Regions from separate parts of the Homo sapiens genome. Here region 2 is linked to region 1. A link is a contact called in ENCODE Hi-C or POLR2A ChIA-PET data. All regions are on one chromosome and are shown on one strand. Each heading gives the region's core, a stretch centred on a gene start or an enhancer-like site at or near the end of the contact. The rest is flanking DNA. Distances are from core to core; before and after follow the strand shown.

What was found. A loop is a pair of places that touch in the nucleus more often than their neighbours do. ChIA-PET counts read pairs that join two places held with the same protein, here RNA polymerase II (POLR2A). Pooled maps may share reads with other maps.
Region 2: a pooled map shows a loop between it and region 1 (4-fold over the local background). The contact joins two enhancer-like sites. A Hi-C loop is called at or near these places in 1 of 168 maps with a recorded cell type or tissue (endothelial cell of umbilical vein) and 4 of 50 pooled maps. POLR2A ChIA-PET finds 5 or more read pairs at or near these places in 1 of 52 experiments (GM12878).

The regions. Positions count from the first base shown.
Region 1 is chr1:76,153,539-76,156,304 of GRCh38, reverse strand. The region is part of intron 1 of ST6GALNAC3 (ST6 N-acetylgalactosaminide alpha-2,6-sialyltransferase 3); the gene reads right to left. Among named protein-coding and RNA genes, the nearest start is that of ST6GALNAC3, 80 kb to the right of the region's middle. RefSeq lists a silencer at 1,915-2,024. Within about 2 kb of position 1,469, at least 19 of the 41 ENCODE cell types and tissues checked have a DNase peak (open chromatin) inside an H3K27ac peak, as active enhancers do.
Region 2 is chr1:77,017,627-77,020,431 of GRCh38, reverse strand. The region is part of intron 2 of ST6GALNAC5 (ST6 N-acetylgalactosaminide alpha-2,6-sialyltransferase 5); the gene reads right to left. Among named protein-coding and RNA genes, the nearest start is that of MIR7156, 41 kb to the left of the region's middle. Within about 2 kb of position 1,496, at least 2 of the 41 ENCODE cell types and tissues checked have a DNase peak (open chromatin) inside an H3K27ac peak, as active enhancers do.

The sequences.
Region 1 (2,766 bases), core at 220-2,719:
TAAAAAAAGGAGAGGGGACAGTAACTTTACGAGAAGAAACCTGACAAACACCGTCTCAGCGAGGTGATGACGTTCAACATCTACAACGTTAAATCATGTTAATAATATGTACCCTGAATATGATGTGATAAGAATGGCATTTTCTCTCTGCCTTCTTCCTCTCAAAAACCCATAACCCCAGTCTAATTATTAGAAAACCTTAGACAAATTCCAAAAGAGGAACCTTCTACTAAACTCCTGAGCAGTACTCCTCAAAACTGTCAAGGTCATTAAAAACAAGTTTAAAGTCTGAGAAACCACTACCGCCAGCAGGATCTTAAGAAGACATGACAACTAAGGTAAGGCGGTATCCTGGGTAGGCTCCCGGAGCAGAAAAAGGACACTAGGTCAAAATAAAGGAAATCCGAATAAAGTATTGGCTTCAGTTAATAATAATGTATCAATATTCCTTCACTAATTGTAACAAATGTGTTATGCTAATATGATTAAAACAACAACAACAGGAGAAACTATATGTTAAAAATAGGAGGCCGGGCGCGGTGGCTCACACCTGTAATCCCAGCACTTTGGGAGGCCAAGGCAGGTGGATCACGAGGTCAGGAGATCGAGACCATCCTAGCTAACACGGTGAAACCCTGTCTCTACTAAAAATATTAAAAAAAAAAAAAAATTAGCCAGGCGTAGTGGCGGGCGCCTGTCGTCCCAGCTATTCGGGAGGCTGAGGCAGGAGAATGGCATGAACCCGGGAGGCGGAGCTTGCAGTGAGCCGAGATTGCGCCACCGCACTCCAGCCTGGACGACAGAGACTCCGTCTCAAAAAAATAAAATAAAATAAATAAAAAAAGGAGAAAGTGGGGGAACTCTTGCTATATTCATAGTTTTTCTGCAAATCTAAAGCTGTTTGAAACAAAGTTGATTAAAACAACCAAAAATTACCCATGCCTGGCACATAGTAATTCTCTATAATAATTTGGCTGTAGTGACGGTAGCAGTAGTACTCATGGCTCCAGTGTAGGCGCATGGAGGAGACGGGGGTCGGGGGGCAAGATTTGCTGAGTCCTTTATGTTCTTCCTGTGGGAATTTAGGTTCAAAGGTCCAGGAAATAAACTGTCACTGTGCTGGTCACCACCCAACAACCACTTCTAGACCCTGTACCAAGGGCAGCAAAGCCCGTAGCTTTATAGTGACTTTGTAGGGAGGAGGGCACTCCCCGATTCCCACAAATAAAGAGAAGGTCACCCTCACATACACACATCCTCCAAGGCAAAAAAAATAAAAAATAAAAAGATTGGTGGAAATGCAAATGCAAAGAAAATGCAAAGATTTCAATCAAGAGGTGTTTTGTAATCAGAAGGAACTTCTAATCAAGGGCCAAGAAACTGACCCCACCCAGTGGCTGCCAGATGACCTAAAAACCCGGAAGTCAGAATGGTGGTTTTCGTTAAATGGTAGCGCTCCCTGGTGTATTGAGCTGGTGAAATATGGCTTGTATTTCCCTTGCCTGCATGCAGTCTTAAATCCTCCCTCAATAGAAAATCTCCTGTCAGGCTGATCCACACTAACCACGGGCACTCCTGCTCTCCCCAAAATAAGCAAGATCAGCCCAGGAAGTCAAGTCCTCATCTCCTGTCAGATGTCAACACAAGCATGCTACGGCCACATTGCAACCAGGTTAGGGACAAAGAAGAGCAGCCTGGATGTACAGCATTACCAAGGCGGATGCTTCTGTGAGCGTCAAAAACCCTGGGTTACAATCACGTTTCACTAACGAAACACAAACAAGCAGTGGCTGTGCTTCATTTGCAACAGGCGTTTCCAGACACTAATATTGCCCACACTTGCTTGAGTTGGAGAATGTCTTTACATTCATAACAAACCTTGAAAGTAGAAGCTGAGACACAAAGTAGCAGCTTAAATGCAGTGCTCTTCGGGGACTTCACTAAGAAACAACCTGAGTGTTCCCCAGTACGATTGCTTTAAGAGTGACGAGAGCGCCCTCTCGTGGGGGAGAAAGGGCCCTGCATGCAGGGTGCAAACCTGTGAGGGCCAATGCACCACCGGCTACGGGGTCAGCCTGGGTTGGATTCATGTGGTTGGTGCCTGCTCTGTTTTCTCCTCCTCATGATCTTGGTGGTGTTCCAAGAGAATTGTCCACCCACATAAGCAAGAGAAAATTCCAGGGGTGAAATGACTGGACTATTTTTAAGCCGACTGGGCCAGGTTGGGTTTCATGTCTCTCCTGATCAGTGTTTGCCTGAGTTTGCAGCTCATTCTCATCACGGAAAAAGCCCTCCCGACTACAGACGGCGGGACAGGCAACTCATCACTGTGACGGAACCCAAGCCAACTCTTTAAGCCAGTGGGCAAGGTCTTAGATAAGACACCAAAATGGAGAAAGTTGCCCATTGCTGAGGGGCGCCCGTTTGGACAAACAGCAAAATGGGGCCAGCCAAGAGCATCATTTCAGACAGAGAAAAACGAGAAGGGAAGGGGCTCAGAGGCATTGGCCTGAAACAGAATATGACTAACTGTTCCCTGTCTAGGTCAACTCCTTAGGACATAAAAATAAGCCACTCAAACAAAGCCATGGTTAGTGTTTTAAACAAAATATAGATATGTTTAAAACTTAGCAACACAGGACAAGTTATACCAACAGCAAAACACAGAAAAATCTGAGGTGAGGGAGTAAGGAGTAAGTCCCTTTGCCTGAATTCATGCCATGTTTTATTAAAGTGAACAAGGAATAGCCATGCTTGAAATCCCCT
Region 2 (2,805 bases), core at 247-2,746, 860 kb before region 1:
GAGATCCTGTATCCCCACACTCCCCAACAAACAAACAAACAACAAAGGAAACAAAAGCATGGCATAAGCTTCATTCTCCCTACGCCCCAAATGCTAGCTCTCCAATGAGAAGGAAGCTAAAAATACTTTGGACTGCCTAACGAGTGCAAGACCCCAGTCTCAAATGTGTCTTAGAACCACATTCTCGGCACTTAAAAAATGTCAATTACACAAGAATCCCCTCAAAAGCATGCTTGTTATCTTCATATACCTCATAAAGAGGCTCCACAGTTAAAAAAGCATGCCCAATTTACAGCTCAGAATGATTGCTGAAGACTTTGCTTAGTGTTATTAGCACAATTAGTTTTCTTTGTCATCAGAATAACATGGGTGCTTGGCTCAATTCTTTACATTATTTTTATAATAAAAAACCAGTCTGACAGGTTTTCATGTAAAATATGTTCTGGATCTTTTGCTAAAGTAGTGTGTTGGCAATGTGGCTGTGTATCTGGAGTTTGATTCCAAGGGCTTTTGATTTTCAGGGCAGTTTAAAGTATAAGATAGGAATTTGGGGGTTAGAAATGAACCATCAGACAGACACTCCTACATTTCCATAACTAGGAACAAAACATCAGTATTTAAATGTGACAAAGCACATTTTTGAAGACATGTGCCAGAGTGGCAGGCACACCCAAGGTGAGTTTTCTAGCAGAAAGAGCTAACCGCCTAAACACTTCAATTGCAACTGGGCAAGAACTTGCAGAAACCCTTCTGCTACTCATATCAGCATGAACAAAGGACTCAGGCCTGACTATTCCACAAAGCTGGGCTAATTATAAATTCTGTGCAGAAGTTCCTCCAGGCCAGCCTTTGGAATTAACTTGAAGTGGAGAATGAGATGATGCTCCAGATAGTTTGGGGAACTTTTTGGAGGAATTGCCTGCATGAACTGCTTTGAGCTCTCCACTTCCCTTCAGCAATGAAGATGCAGGCTCCCGTGGTGAGAATGCATGAGATTTTGCGAGTCTCACACCACAATATGATGAGAACAGAACACAGTGATGAAAACAAATCTGGCACTGAAGGGCTTTCTCTTGCCCAATGTCACCTGTTCTACCAGGCACTTCCACAGTGATGACAAAGTGCACTGCCCTGCAATTTCCCTCAGCTGGCAGAAGGGAGCCTCCTTTTTGTTTCATATATTCTATCTAGAGAGAAGATGTGTTTTCAGTGTTCCATACCAGCAAGCAGTGGTAAGTATTTAATCCCTCTGCCTGCAACAAATGACCTTTGGGAAGATCCAGGGGTATCTCCCCCCTGCCCTGGCATCTAAAGCATATGATTTCTCTACAGTAGAACAGTTTAAGCAAGATAGAATCTTTTTCCCTTCCAAAGCTCAGGGGAATTGATATCATTTCACTGCTTCCTCTAGAGGCTTCAAGGAAGTGATCTGTTCAGTCAGCTAGGAGCTGGGCTGAAGCCATCTGAGTCCCTTCTCAGCCCCTGTCTCTGACTCCCTTGTGAAATGCCATTTGCATCTGTTAAGTGGCTTCCTTGCTTTTCCTGCTTAACAGGATGGTTTTGCAACTCCTAGCAGTTCAGTAAGAAACAAGATATTTAAGAATGATAGTGGACTAATAACAATAATCACCACCATTTATTGAACGCTTATAATGTACCTGACATCCCTTATGTAGAGCTCACTAATCCTCAAAACTTGTGGCAGTTACTTCATTCTTCTCAATGACAGGTCGGAAAACTGAGGCTTTAAAGAGGTTAAATTACTTTTTCAAGGACATTCACTGTGTGGCAGACGCAGGATTTAAACTGAGGCCAGATTCCCAGAGCCCAACTGGTGTAGCACATGTTTCAGCCTCTTGGGAGTGATTAGGATCAATGGCTGTGGAGTCAGTGCTGGGTGATCTGCCTCCTCCTGGCTGTGTGGATTTGCACAAATGGCTTTTCCATTTCTCAGCCCCAGTTCTCCTATCTGCAAGATGTGTACAGTAACAGTTCTCTAGAAACCTATCACTTGGGGTTGTTGTGAGGAATATGAATGTTTGTACCTGGCACAGTGCCTCGTGCATGGTGAGTACTCAGAAGATGCCTGTGCTGCTAGGATTCTGAGTTTCTAACTGTTGTTAAGATTCTTAACTGTTGGTAGGAAGTTGACTTATGATCTATAAAGACTTAGAAGCAAAAATGGGGGTATCGTGATGGTGAGAAGATGAAGGTGCACCAGAATTTTTCTAAAGGGTGGCTCTTTCTAGAACTCTCCTTCCTGCTTTCTTTTTTCTTTATTTTGTGAACCCCTGATACAGTCTTCTTCTTCTTGCCTGAAGTTGCCTAATGGAAGAGAACTCCATCATTCAGAATGAAACATAAACTGCTCAGCGCCAATGAAGGATCTCTGATGGATTTCAGTGTGGGTCTAGGGCTGTCACCAAGGTTAAGGTTAGAAGAGAGCCTAGATGGACTGTGAATTGAATCTTTGGCTCTCCAGATGAAGAAACTGAGGCAGGGCTAATGAAGCCCTTGTCTGTGGACATCCTGAGTAATTCTCATCCCACGTGTAGTGTTCTTTCCATTGTACTATATTATGTCTCTTTACATATTATCTCTGTAATATGACCTCCATATTCTGAAGACTTGTATTTAATATTTAATACCAAATCCCTATCTCACATTCATTCTTTCTCATACTATTGAGACTTACAAAATCCTACGTAAGAACTTTTAATAATATTCAGCAAACCATTACTTTTCCTTCTACAACATAAGGACACAAACCTTATTAGTAACGTGTCAACAGCACTGCAACATTTC